Regions from separate parts of the Homo sapiens genome. Here region 2 is linked to region 1. A link is an interaction called in ENCODE POLR2A ChIA-PET data of the cell type or tissue named here. Cell type or tissue: K562. All regions are shown on one strand.

The links. Peaks named below come from ENCODE experiments on the same cell type or tissue, not always from the same donor. Only the 100,000 strongest peaks of a DNase experiment are listed, where the experiment ranks them.
Region 2: POLR2A ChIA-PET joins it to region 1 with 6 read pairs; 3 of 35 experiments call an interaction of 5 or more read pairs at or near these places.

What each region holds. Positions count from the first base shown.
Region 1 is chr11:33,296,427-33,301,426 of GRCh38, forward strand. The region is part of intron 2 of HIPK3 (homeodomain interacting protein kinase 3); the gene reads left to right. Among named protein-coding and RNA genes, the nearest start is that of HIPK3, 42 kb to the left of the region's middle. In K562, no CTCF peak of the experiment used is centred here; no DNase peak of the experiment used is centred here.
Region 2 is chr11:33,721,612-33,726,611 of GRCh38, forward strand. CD59 (CD59 molecule (CD59 blood group)) reads right to left here. Exons shown (of 4, transcript NM_000611.6): 2 at 768-852. The coding sequence starts at 834. Among named protein-coding and RNA genes, the nearest start is that of CD59, 12 kb to the right of the region's middle. RefSeq lists an enhancer at 2,385-2,474. In K562, no CTCF peak of the experiment used is centred here; DNase peaks (open chromatin) are centred at 1,140, 1,710 and 1,960; H3K4me3 peaks cover 574 bases.

The sequences.
Region 1 (5,000 bases):
CTTTTGAGTGGCAAAGTTAGAAAATATAGAAGCATACCTTGTTTTCTTGTTTTGCTTTATTGCATTTCACATATACATGCTTTTTACAAATTGAAGGTTTGTGGCAACCTTGTGTCAGGTCTGTTGGTGCCATTTTCTCAACAGCATGCGCTCATTTTATGTCACTTTTTGGTAATTAATGATATTTCAAACTTTATTATTATTTGTTACAATGATCTTTGAACAGTAGTCTTTGATGTTACTATTATAATCGTTTTGGGGCACCACAGACTGTGCCTATATAAGATGGTGAACGTAATAAATGTGTGAGCTCCGACTGCTCTAACAACCAGCTGATCCTTGGTCTCTCCTTCTCCTCTGGCCTCCCTATTACCTGAGACACAACAATATTGAAAGTAGGCCAGTTAGTAACCCTGCAGTGGCCTCTCAGTGTTCTAAGAGAAAGGAAGATCTCATGTCTCTTGCTTTAAATCAAAAGCTAGAAATGATTAAGTTTAGCGAGGAAGGCGTGTGGAAAGCCAAGGCAGGCTGAAAGCTAGGCCTATTGTGGCAAACAGTCAAGTGGCGAATACAAAGGAAAAGTTCTGAAGGAAATTAAAAGTGCTACTCCAGTGAGTAGTAAATGGTAAAAAAGCAAAACAGTGTTATTGCTGATATGGAAAAGATTTTTTTTTTTTTTTTTTGAGATGGAGTCTCTCACCCTGTTGCCTAGGCTGGAGTGCAGTGGCACAATCTTGGCTCACTGCAACCTCTGCCTTCTGGGTTGGATCAATTCTCCTGCCTCAGCCTCCCGAGTAGCTGGGATTACAGGTGCACACCACCACGCCTGGCTAATTTTTGTATTTTTAGTAGAGACGGGGCTTCGCCATGTTGGCCAGGCTGGTCTTGAACCCTTGACCTCAGGGGATCCACCCAACTTGGCCTCCCAGAGAGCTGGGATTACAGATGTGAGCCACCGCGCCCTGCTGGAAGAGATTTTTGTGGTCTGGATAAGTGATCAAATTAGTCACAACATTCCCTTAAGCCAAACTCTAAGCCAGAGCCAGGCCTTAACTCTCTTCAATTCTATGAAAGTGCAGAAAGGTGAGGAAGCTGCAGAAGAAAAGATGGAAACTAGCAGAGGTTGATTCATGAGGTTTAAGGAAAGAAGCCTCTCCATAACATAAAAGTGCAAGGTGAAGCAGCAAGGGCTGATGCAGAAGATCTAGCTGAGATCATTGGTAAAGGTGGCTACACTACACAACAGATTTTTAATGTAGATGAAACAGCTTTATATTGTAAGATGATACCATCTAGGACTTTCATAGCTAGAGAGAAGTCAATGCCTGGCTTCAGAACTTCAAAGAACAGGCTTTTTTTTTTTTTTTTTTTTTTTTTTCTTGAGATGGAGTCTTGCTCTGTCACCCAGGCTGGAGTGCAGTGGTGTGATCCTGGCTCATTGCAACCTCTACCTGCCAGGTTCAAGCGATTCTCCTACCTCAGCCTCCCGAGTAGCTGGGATTACAGGGGCGCACTACCATGCCTAGCTAATTTTTGTATTTTAGTAGAGACAGGGTTTCACCATGTTGGCCAGGCTGGTCTTGAACTCCTGACCTCAAGTGATCCTCCCTCCTTGGCCTCCCAAAGTGCTGGGATTAACAGGTGTGAGCCACCGCACCCAGCCAGAACAGGCTAGCTTTGTTGGGATAATGCAGCTGGTGACTTTAAGTTGTGGCCAATGCTCACTTACCATTCTGAAAATCCCAGAGCCCTTTAGAATTACGCCAAATCGACTCTGCCTCGACTCTGCCTATGTTCTAGAAATGGAATACCAAAGCCTGGATTAGAGCATATCTATTTACAGCATGGTTTACTGAATATTTTAAGCATGCTGTTGAGACCTACTGCTCAGAGAAAAATATTTCAAAATATTTATTACTACACATTAACAAGGCACCTGGTTACCCAAGAGCTCTGATGGAGATATATAGGGAGAATAATATTGTTTTCATGTTTGCTAACACAACATCCATTCTGCAGTCCCTGCATGCATCAGGGAGTCATTTTTACTTTCAAGTCTCATTCTTTAAGAAATATGTTTGGTAAGGCCATAGCTGCTATAGATAGTAATTCCTCTGATGCATCTGGGCAAAGTAAATTGAAAACCTTCTGGAAAGGATTTATTGTTGTAGATGCCATTAAGAGCATTCATGATTCATGGCAGCATTAACAGGAATTTGGAAGAAGTTGATTCCAACCCTCATGGATGACTTCGAGGGGTTCAAGACTTCAGTCTTGAGGAGGTAACTGCAGATATGGTGGAAATAGCAAGAGAACTATTAGTAGAATTAGAAGTGGAGTTAGTAGAATTAGAAGTGGAGTCTGAAGATGGGACTGACTTGCTGCAATCTGACGATTAAACTTGACCTATTGACAAGTTGCTTCTTTTTGTTTGTTTGTTTTGAGATGGAGTCTGTGTTGCCCAGGCTGGAGTGCAGTGGTGCAATCTTGGCTCATTTCAACCTCCACCTCCTGGGTTCAGGCAATTCTCCTGCCTCAGCCTCCCAAGTAGCTGGAATTACAGGTGCCTGCCACCATGCCTGGCTAATTTTTGTATTTTTAGTAGAGACTGGGTTTTACCATGTTGGCCAGGCTGGTCTTGAACCCCTGACCTCAAGTGATCTACCTGCCTCGGCCTCCCAAAGTGCTGGGATTACAGGTGTGAGCCACTGTGCCTGGCCTAGACGAGTTGCTTCTTTTGGATGAGCAAAGAAAGTGGTTTCTTGGGCCGGGCGCGGTGGCTCACGCCTGTAATCCTAGCACTTTGGGAGGTCGAGGCAGGTGGATCACGAGGTCAGGAGTTCAAGACCAGATTGACCAATATGGTGAAACCCTGTCTCTACTAAAAATGCAAAAATTAGCCGGGCACAGTGGCAGGTGCCTGTAATCTCAGCTACTCGGGAGGCTGAGGCAGGAGAATCGCTGGAACCTGGGTGGCAGAGGTTGCAGTGAGCCGAGATCATGCCACTGCAATTCCAGCCTGGGCTGCAGAACGAGACTCTGTCTCAAAAAAAAAAGAAAAGAAAGTGGTTTCTTGAGATGGAATCTAATGCTGGTGGAGATGCTGTGAACAATTGAAATGATAGCAAAGGATTTAGACTATTATATCAACTTAGTTGATAAAGCCAGCAGCAAGGTTTGAGAGGATTGGCTCCAATTTTGAAAGAAGTTCTCCTGTGGGTAAAACATCATTAAATAGCATCGCGTTCTACAGAGAAGTCTTTCATGAAAGAGCAAATCAATGTGGCAAACTTTACTATAGTCTTTGAGACATCGTTGGCCAGGTGCAGTGGCTCACGCCTGTTATCCTAGCACTTTGGGAGGCTGAGGTGGGAGGATCATGAAGTCAGGAGTTCCAGACCAGCCTGGGCAATGTGGTGGGACCTCATCTCTACAAAAACACAAAAATTAGCTGAGCTTGGTGGTGTGTGTCTGTAGTCGTAGCTTCTTGGATGCTGAGGTGGGAGGATTGCTTGTGCCTGGGAGGCAGAGGTTGCGGTGAGCAGAGACTGTGCCACTGCACTCAAGTCTGGGTGACAGAGTGAGACCCTGTCTCAAAAAAAAAAAAAAAAAAAAAAAGAAAGAAAGAAAAGAGGCCAGGCACGGCGGCTCATGCCTATAATCCCAGCACTTTGGGAGGCTGAGGCGGGCAGATCACAAGGTCAGGAGTTCGAGACCAGCCTGGCCAACATGGCGAAACCCTGTCTCTACTTCTACTAAAAATACAAAAATTAGCTGGGCGTGATGGCAGGTGCTTGTAATCCCAGCTACTCGGAAGGCTGAGGCAGGAGAATCGCTTGAACCTGGGAGGCGGAGGTTGCGGTGAGCTGAGAGATCTTGCCAGTGCACTCCAGCCTGGGTGACAAGAGCAAGACTCCATCGCAAAAAAAAAAAAAGAACTTGCAGCCATTTTAACCTTCAGCAACCACCATCCTGATTGGTCAGCAGCCATCAACATTAAGGTGAGACCCTCCACCAGCCAACCAGCCAAAGTATTACAACTGAAGGTTCAGATTCCTGTTAGCATTTTTTAGCTATCAAGTATTTTTAAATTAAGAGCTATACATTTTTTTAGACATAATGCTGTTGCACACTTAATAGACTACAGTATAATGTAAACATAACTTTTATATGTACTGGGAAACCAAAAAATTTGTGTGACTCACCTTATTGGGGTATTTGCTTTATTGTGGTGGTCTGGAACCAAACCTGCAATATCTCTGAGGTATTCCTGTATGTTGATATATTTGTGGGTGTTTATGTGTGTAGTATTTTTTTGTTTTGTTTTTTTGAGAGTCTCACTCAGTCACCCAGACTGGAGTACAGTGACATGATCTTGGCTTACTGCAACCTCCACCCCGCCGGGCTCATATGACCCTCTCACCTCAGCCTCCTGAGTAGCTGGGACTTCAGGTGCATTCTACCATGCCTGTCTAATTTTTGTATTGTTTTGTAGAGACAGGGTTTTGCCATGTTGCCAAGGGTGAGCTGAAGCAATCTGCCAGTGTTGGTCTCCCAAAGTGCTACAATTACCACACCCGGTTTTATGTGTATATTTCTATGTCTATCTGTTTGTATATTAAAATCATAAATTCATGCTGATATGTCCAATTTTGATACCTGAGAGTTTGTTCTTTCTTATGTGTAATCCCTCATTTGACACCAAGAAACTGACTCTCATTAGCCACAATATGTTACTTATTTGCTCAATTTTGGAATACATTTAAAGGAGTTTTAGAATTGTTCACCCCTGCCACTCCTAATTTAGTAACCAGAGTACAACATGTATTTGCAGCTCTTTTATTCTTTAGCCTGAGACTTGGAGTATGTAGTCAAAATACTGTGTTCCAAAGTTACTTAGGTTAGTTCCTCCCCAAACTCCTTCTCTCCCACCTTCAGTGTGATTATGTTATTATTTTTGAAATACAGTTAAGTTTATTTGTTTCTGTTTGTATTCCATT
Region 2 (5,000 bases), 430 kb after region 1:
CCACTGTTATAGAAGTTGACTCAGAAGCACACAATTTCCTCCAGCAACCAGGGGAGGGGTGGCTGAGGAGAGGGGGTGGCCCAGTGACAGATGGCCTGGAGCAGGAGGGAAGAGCAGGGACTCTGTTGCCAGACTGTGTGTTCACATTCCCGTGTACCACTTCTGTGTGTTATTTGACAAGTTATTAATTTTGGGGAGGCCTCAATCTTGTTGCTTGTAAAACAAGGATAAAAATACCACCAACTCCATCAGGTTGGCATGAGGATTAAATAAGCAAATACACGTAAAATGCTTAGAGTAGTGACTGGCACATAAATGCTTCAGGGTTAGTTAGCTGCTGCTGCTGTCACTATGACCATCATCATCATTAAAACACAGGAGGAGCCTCAGAGCAGAAGGACTGAGCTCAGATGGCTCTAAGCAGAGTGGACCCCAAAGGGACTTGCACAGCACTCTAAGAATGGTATCCATTGGTGTCCCCAAGCAGCTTATGGTGACAGGAGTGAAACTTCAGCCGCCGATTGTTGACCCACCCCTGCCAAAAGCCACGCTGTAACTCAGGACGGGCTGTAACTCAGGACGATGCCCCACTGAGGACAAGGTCATAACATAGGAAGGAGCTGTCATACAACCCCAGACCTGTAACACTGGAAGGCAAAAGAACCAAAGCCAGGCCTGGAGGAGCAGCTGGGGCTGAAACTGAGGCTTAAGAAGGGAGTTCATGGCCAAGGCAGCCTAGATCCATGTCCTGAGACTGGAGCACTCACCTGAATGGCAGAAGACAGCCAGGACGAGCAGCAGCCCGAACAGGACAGACCCTCCTTGGATTCCCATTGTGATTGTCCACAGAACCTGGAAGGAAGGGACAGGAAGGAATGTCAGGAACGAACAAATGACTGCTGGTTGTCTCAAAAACCAAGGGCTGGAAGGCCAAGAAGGCTTCTGAGAGGAACATTTACAGGGGGAGTCAAGGCACACTGAATCCCTGGGCCATGCCCCAGCTCTGACCCACAGCACCATATACCCTTGAGTAGGCTCAGTCCCTATAAGCCCCAGTGTGTACTACCACACTGTGGGAATAACACTATCTTCCCCATCAGGGTCAGTGAGTCAAATGACAATATGAGCAAATTGACTCATATAGCCACTGTGGTTCCCACTCTACTGGCCCCACCCCAAGCTGCTGGCTGAAAGAGAGGGCCACTTCTCGGAGCCACAGCACTAAGTGAATCAGACCAAAGGGGTGACTCTGGAAGGCACCAGCATGCATTCAGCAGTGGAACAGGGAGCAATGGCTTAGCATACCTGGAAGCTCTGGCTCCTCACTGTAAGAAGTATAATGGGGACACTTGCTTGCTCTCTTTGGGGACATGAAGAGAGGTATTGAGCAACTTTGTAAGTTTCCATTACGTGAATGCCTAGATGTGTAGTGATAGCATCAGGTGAGAAGAAGGAAAGCCTGAAATGCCTCCAACCCTACTTTACCCAGTAAAGAAGCCAAAGCTTAGGGAGGTTTTGAACTTGCCTAAGTACAAAGCATCCATAGCAGAACTAAGAAATCTCCCAACTCCAATCCTACATCCCTGAACCCATCCTGAAATAAGGAGGTGGCAGTGCCTGTAAACCAGGGTACTCCATATTCTATTCTCCAGAGCCCCACAGGCCCGGACAGACAGATGGGTTCTTGGAAGGGTGAGTCATCTACCCTCCCTAAGTCAGAAATGCAGAGTTCCCTGGGGAACTGACAATCCTGACAATCATTCCTGTCCCTTCCTTCTCACACATCTTGAAGGTCATCTGCTACTTAGGAATTTGCTGACGCAGGCCAGTGGAGGACTGAGAAGTTCCAGGAAAAGGGCAGGGTCTGACATTGTCCAAAAAAGAAAACAATCAGTGAGTCAAGCCTGGAGATGGGGGTGGTGGAGATGAGAAAGAGGTGGTTTTATGATATGTGAGGAACCAGGAAGAAAGACAATTGTCATCTGGCCTTTCCTTACAAATTGAGGGCTCCCCACCACCCGCTGGGCTCTGAAACCTACAGCCTGCTACGGGACACCATCCCCCATGTGGACCTTCCCAGGAGACCTGGGCTCCAGCACATGCCAGCGGCTTGCTTGGTTCCCCATTTTCAGGGGTTTCTGAGTAGGAAGGGTGATTTATAGACTCAGGTTAGACAGGGCTCCAGTATACAAGGAACTGCTACAAGTGAGCAGGGAGAGGAAGGTATTGGTCTGAGGTCCCCGAACAGAGAGCTCCAGACACTTCCTAAAAGTTAAGCATAGCATGATCGGAGCCTGGGTATTATAGTGAGACCCTGTCTCTACAAAAATAAAAACATTAAAAAAAAATTAGACTGGTGTGGTGGCACATAACTGTAGTCCCAGCTACTTGGGAGGCTGAGGTGGGAGGATCGCTTGAGCCCAGGAGGTAAAGGCTACAGTGAGCTGTGACTGTGCCACTGCACTCCAGCCTGGGTGACACAGCAAGGTCCTCTCTCCAAACAAACAAACAAAAACCCAATGTAGCTACAATGTCAGGCATCCCCACGGAAGGAGGAAGGAAGGAATCTCCTGACTCGGGTTAGGCACTGGAAAGGTGTCAGGCTGGCAGGAGCTGCCGGTTCAGGACACTTCCCTTGGAATGGTCCTTGACATAAATCACACTGCCACAACACACAGGGCCCCTGATGGGGAGCTGTTCTTTGAAGTACCTTAGAAAGAAGTGGCCTGCTAAGAAAGCAGGAAGAACACAATGAAAGGGTTCAGAGCACAGGCATTCCAGTCCAATCTGGAGGCCTCTGAACAAGGCCAGATAGTTCTGGCTCTGTCACCTCTTTGCTATGTGTTAACCTCTGATCACGCTTTGGCTAGTAAGCATGGAGATAGTTACATGTACTGCATAGCACAATGCCTGGCCAAAGATGGCACTCAAAAAGCTGTGGCCACTGTTAGTGCTACTCAGGAGTAATGAGGTTACTTGAGGAAGAAATTGTGTGGGGAGGGAGTGTTGGGGGGTGAACGGTGGGAAGGCAGACAGAGGGTGATGTGAGGTGAGGAAGCCAGAGAAACACCCTGGGTTGAATGAGCAGGGGAGACCTCAGGCATCAAACCTAAGGAAGCCCTCAGTTTTCTGGGATGGTTGGGGAGTGTCAAGTCTTAGCCTCAGTTCCACATGACTGGCTGGTTGTTGCTATAGCTGATCCCATGACATGCTGCAGGGGAAGCCAAGACAGCAGAGAAAGGAAGTAGCTATGTGTAGATGCCAAGGTCGGGCTGTTCCATCAAAATAAGACCAGGCCTTTATGAACCACTGCCAAAATATGAATTTCCAAGAGCAAAACGTTCATATGGAGTATGTGTATGTGTATGGGGGGCGGAGGAGGGCGGGAGGCAGAAAAAGAAACAGCTGATTGTTTTAAAGCTATTTTATAAATGCCCTACAATGTAGATGGTAACTAACACTAAGCAAGATCATTTATGGCTTTTTATTTTTCTTCCTGATCCTTTACTTTTTGCCATCCTTTCCCCAAATATTCTATAATTAACCAAGTATTACTTTTACAATCAGAAACATCAGGAAAATTCACACATGACAATGTTCCTTTTCTAGTAGTCATAGATCATCTATCTTTTGGTAAAACTACTCCCTAGACTAAAACACCCTCCATTTTAAGGAAAAAAAAAAAAAAAAAAGAAGATGCCCATAAGTTAAGTGTAGATAAGATGGTAAATGAACCAAAAGTGTTGCCATTCCACCCAAACCAAGTACTTAAATGCAAGATACACTCAGAAAGCATCAACACTCAACTCCTTTCCAAACATTTCAGGATTCATTAATAACGGTGGGTTTGTCCCTAACGACTGTTCTAATAATACTGCTATTGTTCTGAATGATTTTTAATCATTCTAAAGAATGCACAACTGAAAAATCCCTCAAAGAAGATATGTAGGAACAAGTCTTCCCCCATGATGAAGGAACGGCAGGCTTTCCTGGGTGGTGCGTAAGTTGACTCTAAAGTCATTTCCGTAATGGGAGCTCCAAGTAGGCCTTTCATCACAGGAATAAGAAATAGTCAAGGGCATACAAACATTCTTTAAAATAGCAAAAATTTAGTGATACACACATCCAACAATAAGGAAATGAGTATACTATGGTACACTTCCATGGTGGGGAACCGCATAGCCAGGAAAAGTAATGGGCGTGGAAGGCTACTCACAATGAATTAAGATCTGCCAAGCAAATGGAAAGCAAAAAAAGCAGGGGTTGCAATCCTAGTCTCTGATAAAAGACTTTAAACCAACAAAGATCAAAAGAGATAAAGAAGGGCATTACATAATGGTAAGGAGATCAATGCAACAAGAAGAGCTAACTATCCTAAATATATATGCACCCAACACAGGAGCACCTAGACGCATAAAGCAAGTTCTTAGAGACCTACAAAGAGACTTAGATTTCCACACAATAATAGTGGGAGACTTTAACACCCCACTGTCAATATTAGACAGATCAAAAGACAGGAAATTAACAAGGATATCCAGGACTTGAACTCAGCTCTGGACCAAGTGGACCTAACAGACATCTACAGAACTCTCCATCCCAAATCAACAGAATATACATTCTTCTTAGCACCGCATGGTAATTATTCTAAAATTGACCACATAATTGGAAGTAAAACACTCCTCAGCAAATGTAAAAGAACAGAAATCACAACAAACTGTCTCTCAGAACACAGTGCAATCAAATTAGAACTCAGGATTAAGAAACCCACTCAAAACCGCACAACTACATGGAAACTGAACAACCTGCTCCTGAATTACTGGGTAAATAACGAAATGAAGGCAGACATAAAGATGTTCTTTGAAACCAATGAGAACAAAGACACGACGTACCAGAATCTCTGAGACACATTTAAAGCAGTGTGTAGAGGGAAATTTATAGCACTAAATGCCCACAAGAGAAAGCAGGAAAGATCTAAAATTGACACCCTAACATCACAATTA